Regions from separate parts of the Homo sapiens genome. Here region 1 is linked to region 2. The links are chromatin loops, found by intact Hi-C in ENCODE. Cell type or tissue: ascending aorta. All regions are shown on one strand. Region 1 overlaps TYW1 (tRNA-yW synthesizing protein 1 homolog). Region 2 has its middle 26 kb from the start of SPDYE21.

The links. Peaks named below come from ENCODE experiments on the same cell type or tissue, not always from the same donor. Only the 100,000 strongest peaks of a DNase experiment are listed, where the experiment ranks them.
Region 1: it touches region 2 in a loop (6-fold over the local background); 18 of 110 quality-filtered maps call a loop at or near these places.

What each region holds. Positions count from the first base shown.
Region 1 is chr7:67,038,890-67,043,889 of GRCh38, forward strand. The region is part of intron 7 of TYW1 (tRNA-yW synthesizing protein 1 homolog); the gene reads left to right. Among named protein-coding and RNA genes, the nearest start is that of TYW1, 45 kb to the left of the region's middle. In ascending aorta, CTCF peaks have their summits at 2,048 (motif pointing right) and 2,252; a DNase peak (open chromatin) is centred at 4,312; H3K27ac peaks cover 1,441 bases.
Region 2 is chr7:67,300,909-67,305,908 of GRCh38, forward strand. It overlaps the pseudogene PMS2P4 and the pseudogene STAG3L4. Among named protein-coding and RNA genes, the nearest start is that of SPDYE21, 26 kb to the left of the region's middle. RefSeq lists an enhancer at 1,713-1,762 and a silencer at 1,943-2,122. In ascending aorta, a CTCF peak has its summit at 1,988; DNase peaks (open chromatin) are centred at 1,563 and 1,983; H3K4me3 peaks cover 2,196 bases; H3K27ac peaks cover 1,591 bases.

The DNA of each region.
Region 1 (5,000 bases), 260 kb before region 2:
CAAGACTCCATCTCAAAAGCAAAACAAAACAAACAAAACAAAGGAAATACTCATTGGAGCAGTTCGGATTTTGGCTTTGAAGATTTGGGATGCTCAACTGTTAAGCAAAATGCAAGTATTTGAAAATCTAAAAAAAATTGTGAAATCTGAAAAACTTCTGATCCCCTAAGCATTTCAGCTAAAGCTACTCAACTTGTACTTCCATGTGGCCATGTGGTCTTTGTCATTTTTAGTAGCTTTTGTATTTTGAAGCCCGGGAAGAGGAGCTATTAAGAATGACAAGTAGGCCGGGTGCAGTGGCTCACTCCTGTAATCCCAGTCCTTTGGGAGGCTGAGACGGGCAGATCATGAGGTCAGGAGATCAAGACCATCCTGGCTAACACAATGAAACCCCATCTCTACTAAAAAATACAAAAATATTAGCCAGGTGTGGTGGCAGGCACCTGTAGTCCCAGCTACTCGGGAGGCTGAGGCAGAAGAGTGGCATGAACCCAGGAGGTGGAGCTTGCAGTGAGCCGAGATCCCGCCACTGCACTCCAGCCTGGGTGACAGTGTGAGACTCCGTCTCAAAAAAAAAAAAAAGAATGACAAGTAGATGGAATATGGGTACAAGGTCTGGTCCAGCCAGATTGTAACTTGGTGATCTAAAGGTACAGTTTAACCTTCCCTAGCTTTAATCTCCTTTCCTGAGGAACATAGAGTTGTTGTATATGAAAGTGCTTTATAATCTTGAAAAGCCCGACAGACATTGAAATGAGCATTTTATTATTTTTTTAATTACTTTTTTTTTTTTGAGACAGAGTCTCACTCTGTCATCAGGCTGGGGTGCAGTGGCGCGATCTCGGCTCACTGCAGCCTCTACTCCCTCTTTCAAGTGATTGTTCTGCCTCAGCCTCCTGAGTAGCTGGGACTACAGGTACGTGCCACCACGCCCAGCTAATTTTTGTATTTTTAGTATAGACGGGGTTTCACCGTGTTGGCCAGGATGGTCTTGATCCATTGACCTTGTGATCCACCTGCCTTGGCCTCCCAAAGTCCTGGGATTACAAGCATGAGCCACCATGCCTGGTCTATTTTTTTTTTTTGAGATGGAGTCTCACTGTGTCACCTAGGCTGGAGTGCAGTGGTGCAATCTTGGCTCACTGCAGCCTCCGCCTCCTGGGTTCAAGCAGTTCTCCCATCCCAGCCTCCCGAGTAGCTAGGATTACAGGCATGTGCCACCATGCCTGCCTAATTTTTGTATTTTTTGTAGAGATGGGGTTTTTACCGTGTTGGCCAGGGTAATTTTGAACTCCTGACCTCAAGTGATCCGCCCGCCTTGGCCTCCCAAAGTGCTAGGATAGCCACCGGGCCTGGCCTTGCTTAAACATTTAAAATTTGCTTATACATTTTCTTAGAGTTGGTCATTTGATGTGCTTTCAAGTTTTCTGCTCTTATAATTAACACTGGTCTGAGACCTTTCTTACTTTTGAAAAATGTATGAATGTTTTCCTACATTTACACATTCCCCATATTGATATACTGGGTCAACGTGAATGTGTAATGTTATGACTCTTAATTAAAAATCTGAGTAATTTTCATTGGTGAAATTGTCTGAAAATGATGCATGTGATAGCTGATTGAGAGATTTTTGTATTTTCTACCAGGTTAAGCTTTATTTAAAAGCTTTGTTTAGCAGGGCGCAGTGGCTCATGCCTGTAATCCTAGCTCTTTGGGAAGCCTAGACAAGTGGATCGCTTGAGCTCAGGAGTTTGAGACCAGCCTGGGCAACATGACGAAACCCTATCTCTACGAAAAATACAAAAATTAGCTGGGGGTGATGGTGCGTGCCTATAATCCCAGCTACTGGGAGGCTGAGGTGGGAGGATTGCTTGATCCCAGGAGGCGGAGGTTGTAGTGAGCCGAGATCACGCCACTGCACTCCAGCCTGGGTGACAGAGTGAGACCCTATCTCAAAAAAAAAAAGAAAAAGAATTTAAAAACTTTGTTTATAGTGGGTGAAGAGTTTGGGATAATTTGTGGGTATGTAATTTTCTTTGCTTTTTCATCTTATGGCCATTAGAGGGCACTGGAGAAAACACTAATGAAGATTTCAGACATCCATGTACATTATTTTTTTGAAATGAAATGATTTTGGGCTTTATGAGCTTTAAGCAGCTGGTTTATGATATTTCAGATTTCTCATAAAAATCTCTCATAAAATCATCAGGTCTTTGGGAAAAATACGTGTTTTTTCCCAATTTTGGTATGACACAAAATAAGCTACCAGTTTTCATTTTTCATGATTGTTAGGTTACAGCAGGGTGTTCAAATAGATCTTGTTTTCGATTTCTATGGGATATGGGATACTAAACTTGGCATTGGAGGTTTTTACTGCTTGGCTTTTCTTTTTCTTTTCTTTTTCTGGCATTTTGTTTTTTCTTTTCTTTTTTTTGAGACAGTCTTGCTGTGTTGCCCAGGCTGGAGTGCAGTGGCACAATATCATCTCATGGCAGCCCCCGCCTCCCGGGTTCATGCAATTCTGCCTCAGCCTCCCCAGTAGGTGGGATTATAGCACCCGCCACCACGCCCGGCTAATTTTTGTATTTTTAGTAGAGACAGTGCCTCGCCATGTTGGCCAGGCTGGTCTTGAACTCCTGACCTCAGGTGATCCACCTGCCTCAGCCTCTCGAAGTGCTGGGATTACAGGTGCAAGCCACTGAGCCTGGCTTTTTCTGGCATTTTCTTTGGGGCTGGCTCACACATTCCCCGAATGCTTTCCGCGTGATCATCCATGACACACCACATGAAATTGCCTTAGTTGTTACTGTCGAGGGAAGTAGTACGTGCCAGTGCTTAAGAGTTGGGTCGAAGCACTGTCATTGTAAGACTGGTTTTTGAGTAATACTCACTAACTTTCATGGAGTCATACGTCTCAGCTTGTGTATCTGGACAAATTATTTTACCCCTCTGTGCTTCCGTTTTCTCATTTGTAATGTGGGAGATAACAGTATCTGCCTTATAAAGTTCTTATGTAGATTGAAAAAGTTAATCCAGCCGCATTGTATTTTCTTGTATAGTAGTTAATATATTTTTTATATAATAACATTATATTCTAATTCTATTAGAATTAATGTATAATTATATTAGAATTATATAATTATATTAGAATTAATATATAATTATATTAGAATTATATAATTATATTAGAATTATATAACAATTATATAATTAGAATTAGAATATAATTTTAACTAATTATTCTGATATAATTATATATTATTAGTATAATATATAATTAGAATTAGAATATAATATTAACTAATTATTTCAATATAATTAGAATTAGAATATATTAACTATAATAGTTAATAATTAGCTTATATAAGTATATGTCTTCAAATAGGATAGATTTGGTCCTACCAAAACACCACCTTGGTATTCTACCTCCCTCCCTCTGTAGTACTATTTAAGACTTCTTCTAGGACTGAAGATAATTTGAAGTATGAGAGTGGTTTCTAAGAACTAGAGCACTAAAGTTTGAAACACTGGAATGTTAGGGAGACAGATGGAGATATGGGAGGAATAGGGTGTTAGGGGTGGCATGTTTGGGGAACCCTAAACAGTTTGGTGTGCCTAGAGTTGACTGGGGGTAGGGATATTTGGAGCTGTGACATAGAGAAGGAAGATGGGGTAGGATCCTAGAGGCTTCTCAAGTCCTGCAGTGGAGGGGGCTGAGCTTTCTCCTGAAGGCAGTGGGAGGCAATGTGATTTGATTGAATTGGAGAATGGGTTAGCGGGTGTGGGGAGAGAGGAGAGTTCCAGTGTAGGTTTAAAATATTAGGAGGCCGGGTGCAGTGGCTTATGCCTGTAATCCCAGAGCTTTGGGAGGCTGAGGCTGGTGGATCACCTGAGGTCTGGAGTTCAAGATCAGCCTGGCAAACATGGCGAAACCTCATTTCTACTAAAAATACAAAAGTTAGTGGGATGTGGTGGCACACGCCTGTAATCCCAGCTACTCGGGAGACTGAGGCAGGAGAATCGCTTGAACCTGAGAGATGGAGGTTTCAGTGAGCAGAGATTGTGCCTCTGTACTCCAGCTTAGGCAACAGCCTGAGACAACCCTGTCTCAAAAAATAAAGGAAAAAAGGAGAAATCAAAATACATACTAGATTATCTCACTCAATCCTCACAGTGACCTTGAGATGATCAAACTATTATCATCTGCAATTTACCATTTAACAGATAGCAACTGAGGCTTAGTTTAAGCAATTTGTCCATCGTCAGTTGGCTGGTAAGTTGACAGGCTCAAGCCTGGACTCCATCTGTCTGTGTCACTCCTCTTGGCTGCTTCCCCAGGGAGGAGTGGTTCTCAGAAGAGAAGCTGTAGTGTTTAGAGAACCATGAGTCAGGAGGAGCCTGATAATTTTTATATTGTTTATTTTCTCTTTCTCTTATGTTGTGGTTTGTAAATGTAAAGCCCATTGCTACTTTTTTTTTTTTTTTTCCTGCAGTAAATAAATGTTGCTAAATAATCCCCACAGCAATGTTCTGGCTAAGCAGACAAACACTAACATCAGCATCATTAATTTTGGAAATAAATGGCAAATGCTTGACAGTTACTCACTGGAGAAACATTTCCATTTGCCAGCTATTTAAATTGCAGAAGGATCTCAGTATGTCCAGTTCTGATTATAAATTTCTGTTGGTATTGCAGTGGAATAACAGGAAGCTAGTTTCAGAATTATTTTTAAGGCTTTGGAGTGTTTACTTCACCTAGAAACAAGAGGTGATATCCTTTCAACCCCAATACACTGCCCTTAAACCATCTTGACTCACCATGGTCTCTGTAGCTAGGAGCACTTAGCAATGAGTCCCCATGTTATCTTGTTAAGGTAGGTTATCCAAAATAGAATTACGGTGTCAGAGTAAAGCTCTTGACACGCTTGGGCACGCTGCTTTTCCACCAGTTCAAAAGGCATTTTTAGAACTCAGTATATACAAAAGCTTTGCGTAATGGT
Region 2 (5,000 bases):
CTGCCCAACCAATGTCTGCTCATCCAAAGAATGTATCCCGTGTGTTCATTAACTTAGCAATTTCCAGTAAACCGTTTAATTGATAACTTGTTAAGAGAAGGCAGGAAACCTCCATGAAAGAGAAATCATTGGGTATTTCCTACAGCATTTACCACATTGTAGGCCTTCAATAAACCCTTGTGAAATAAACAAACCTCTTTACTCTTCATTCCACCTTGCTAAGAATCTCACCTAAGTCTGTCTACCATGTGAAACTGCAGATGACCTCACAGAAAATTGAAAGAAGTATCTCTAAAAATAAATTTATTAGGCAACACACTATAGGCTACAGTCCACTTCTGATTTTTTTTTTTTTTTTTGAGGCGGAGTCTTGCTGTGTCACCCAGGCCGGACTGCAGTGGCTCGATCTCAGCTCACTGCAACCTCCGCCTCCTGGGTTCCAGCGATTCTCCTGCCTCAGCCTCCCAAGTAGCTGGGATTACAGGCGCCCGCCAACCATGCCCAGTTAATTTTTGTATTTTTAGTAGAAACTGGATTTCACCATGTTGGCCAGGCTAGGCATGAGCTCCTGACCTCATGATCCACCCGCCTTGGCCTCCCAGAGTGCTGGGATTATAGGTGTGAGCCACCGCGCCCGGCCCACTTCAGATATTTATTTTCAGGAGGGAGCGCATTTAGATACAGACCGAAAATGTATTTAAATGTGAATACATTTAAATGTAGTTACTTAAATCTATCTAATATATTTAAATGCAGAGAGCGAATTTGTGTTTACATATCTGACATGGAATGCAACTGTGCTAGCCAAGATTCGGTGTAGCTTACCAGCCAGAAATCACATATCCTAACAGGTAGAAATGCATTGCATTTTGTAAAACTGCGCAGCTATGCAAATTAGGATGTGTCTGGACGCTCTACCTTCCCCAAAATAACCTCAATTTTTTAAAAAGGCCAGGCAGCGTGCATCAGGCCTGTAATTCCAGCACCTTGGGGGGCCAAGGCGGGCGGATTGCTTGAGCTCAGGAGTTCGAGATCAGCCTCAGCAACATAGCGAAATCCCCGTCTCTACAAAAATAAAAAATTAAAAATTAAATAATATAAAAATAAAAATAAAAGGGGAGAGAGAACAGGTAGAAAGGAAATGCATTCAGTCTATGGGGATTTCACGCTAGGGCTTCAAGTTCACGGCCCTGTGATGGGATGTGGGCAGGGCCTGTCTGGGACAGGCCGAACCCAGCTCCTTACAGGGCCGAATCCTTTGCCCGCAGCCAAAGACCCCGAAGGAGCCTGCCTCGGCCTTAAGGCGCAACCAAGGAGCACTGGATGGCTGGGGCGCTGAGGACGCCGCTCCGGGGCCTCCACGCCTCGCCACGCCCCTCGGCCATGTTCCCCCCATTTCCAGGGAGGTTGGAACGCCGTGGTTCTCAAGGAGGACGCGCGAGAAGGGAGACCGCGAGCCCAGCTCACCTCTAGCTCTCAGCTCGCTCCATGGACTCAATACCCGATCCGCCTCGGGGCCTGGGAAAGTTCCCTCCACGACTCCCACAGGCGCCCCGCCTCCTGGGCTCCCATTGGCTGCTTTTGACGTTGTGCTCCACCCTTTCTGGGCGGGGCGGAAAAAATACTTCCCGTCTCTCCTTTTCGCCTATTAGCTCCGTCAAAGGTCGAGTCCGTGACGTCAAAGAGCATGGGCCAATCAGAGCACACCGGACTGCTTTTTTTTTTTTTCCCGAACGACCGCAGCAGGGTCACAAGGGAGATGTCCGCCCCCAGTCGTAGCCTCGGACGGTTTCTGAGCGTTGGTGTTTGGCACGCGCCACCCTCTCTTGCTTTGGTTCCGCCATGCCGATGTACCAGGTAAAACCTTATCACGGGCGCGGCGCGCCTCTCCGTGTGGAGCTTCCCACCTGCATGTACCGGCTCTCTAACGTGCAAGGCAGGAGCGGCGGCCCAGCGCCCGGCGTTGGCCACCTACAGGTAGGAGCGCGGGCCCCTCCTTCCCCCCCACCCCGCGCCAAGTGCGCACGCGCGGCGGCCGGCTGCTGGCCCGAGTCCCCCCGGGCCGGAACGAGTGTGTCCCACCCGGTTTGCGGTCCCACCCGGTTCGCGGTCCCACCCCGGCATTTGTGCCGGCCGGCCAGGGACTCACCCAAACCTTTATGTTTTAAAAGATTTATTCAGGCCGGGCGCCGTGGCTCACGCCTGTAATCCCAGCACTTTGGGAGGCCCAAGCAGGCAGGTCACCTGAGGTCAGGAGTTCGAGACCAACCTGACCAACACGTTGAAGCCTCGTCTCTACTAAAAATACAAAAATCAGCCGGGCGTGTGGCGGGCGCCTGTAATCCCAGCCACTCGGGAGGCTGAGGCAGGAGAATCGTTTGAACCCTGGAGGCGGAGTTTGCAGTGAGCTGAGATCGAGCCATTGCACTCGAGCCTGGGCGACAGAGCTAGACTCCGACTCAAAAAAAAAAAAAAAAAATAGAGACAAGGGTCTCACTATGTTGCTCACGCTGGTCTCAGACTCTCAGGGCTCAAGCAATCCTCTCGCCTCGGTCTCCCAAAGCGCTGAGATACCAGGCGTGAACCACCGCGCCCGACTAGGAAAAAAAAAATATATATATATATATATATATATATATATATATATGTACACGTGTATGTATATATACATATATATACACACGTATATGTATAGATATATACGTATGTGTATATATTTCTTTTATACGTATATATATAACATTTTTGTTTTTTTGAGACATTTTGAGAATAATTTTTTTTTTATATGGCTGCTTAAACATGTTAGTTCAGAGATTCTGCCCTGTGAAAAGTGAATAGCACATAAATGCTCATTTTGAGGAATTACAAAGCGAACTCCAGGGTCACCACCTCCCAGGTTGACACACATTGTCACCGCTCCATTCTTTCCACTTAAACCTTCCCCCCAACCCCCTCAAGGTCCTGATTTTTATGGTAATTATGTTCTATTTGTGTCTATTATTTTGTCACCTAAGTATCCCTAAACAATATAGTCTGGGTTTTTATTTGTTTTTTTTTTTGTTGTTTTTTTCAGACGGAGTTTCACTGTGTCACCCAGGCTGGAGTGCAGTGGTGTGAGCTCGGCTCACTGCAACCTCTGCCTCCCGGGTTCAAGCAGTTCTCCCATCTCAGCCTCCTGAGTAGCTTGGATTACAGGTGCACGCCACCACACCCAACTAATTTTTGTATTTTTAGCAGAGACGGGGTTTCACCATTTTGGCCAGGATGGTCTTGATCTCTTGACCTCATGATCCACCCGCCTCAGCCTTCCAAAGTGCTGGGATTACAGGTGCGAGCCACCATGCCTGGCCTTTTATTTCTTTTTTTGAGCCCATTCTCTCCCTGTTTTATTTTTAAAATTTTATTAAACATAGTCATTTTATAATCTATGATAGATGATTATCTAAAGTGTTTGTGAAATAATTTTGTCAGTGCCTTGTTTCTTTATATGTTTTACTAGGTTTATTGTGAGCCACTCATTTTCCCTGGAGTTCTTTGGGGCCTAGGTCAAAGGTGGGTTTTTTTTTTTTTGAGACCGAGTCTCGCTCTGTCACCCAGGCTGGAGTGCAGTGGTGTGATCTCTGCTCACTGCAAGCTCCGCCTCCCGGGTTCAGGCCATTCTCCTGCCTCAGCCTCCCGAATAGCTGGGACTACAGGCACCTGCAACCATGCTGGCTAAATTTTTGTATTTTTAGTAGAGATGGGGTTTCACCATGTTAGCCAGGATGGTCTCGATCTCCTGACCTCATGATCCGCCTGCCTCGGCCTCCCAAAGTGCTGGGATTACAGGTGTGAGCCACCGCGCCTGGCCCCAAAGGTGGGTTTTCAAGAGAGGAACGTGCTGTTGCTTTGACAGTTGCCTGGGGACACTCCAGAATCACTTTTCTTTTCTTTTTTTTTTTTTTTTGAGACAGGTTCTCATTCTTTCTAGGCTGGAGTGCAGTGGTGCTATCACGGCTCCCTGCTGATTTGACCTCCCTCAGTGGCAAGGTGGTGACCCTCCCACCTCAGCTTCTCGCATAGCTGGGACTATAGGCATGTGCCACCATGCCTGACTAATTATTCTGTTTTTGGTAGACCAGCCTGGGCAACATGAGTTTCACTTTACTTGGGTTACTGCTCCCAGCCTGAATCACTTTTAATTATCTGAATGATTATTCTGGGCTGGGTGTGGTGGCTCATGCCTATAATCCAAGCACTTTGGGAGGCTAAGGTGGGCCTCACTTGAGGTCAGGAGTTCGAGACCAGCCTGGCCAATATGGTGAAACCCTGTGTCTACTAAAAATACAAAAATTAGCCATTAGCCAGGCGTGGTGGCACATACCTGTAATCCCAGCTACTCGGGAGGCTGAAGCAGGAGAATGCTTGAACCTGGGAGGTGGAGGTTGTAGTGAGCTGAGATCTCGCCATTGCGCTCTAGCTTGGGCTACAGAGTGAGACTGTCTCAAAAAAAAAAAAAAACAAAAGGAAAAGATAAAAAAGATTATTCTGATCATGTATGTGGTATGAATCTTGACTGCAAATCCAGATCTGAGCGCTCACTATGGTTATGAATTCTCAAGGAGGAGTTATTTTTTTTCCCCTCCACTGCACCCTCAGGTCATAACAAGCTAGTTTTCTTGCTGTCGCCATCTGCCCTATAGGTTTAGTGTTCAATCTCACTTCCTTGAGGATGTGACTCTTTGCAGGACCCAGCTTTATTTAGGTGCCTCCTCTTGGACTACTCGTCTTGGAAGAAGCTTAGACTCTACCTCCTGTGCTCTGCACTCCATGCAGCCATCTGGATACAAAGTCAGGGTCCCCAGGGATTAATGAAACCTTTAGGGCAAAAGTCAGTTTGCTTACCTCCCAGGGTTGCTACTACACCTCATTTTTGGACTATATGAAATTTTACCTTTCATTCTAGTTCACCAGTACATTGTGAAAGATGTTTTAAATGTTTTACAGAAGTTTAGATGGTT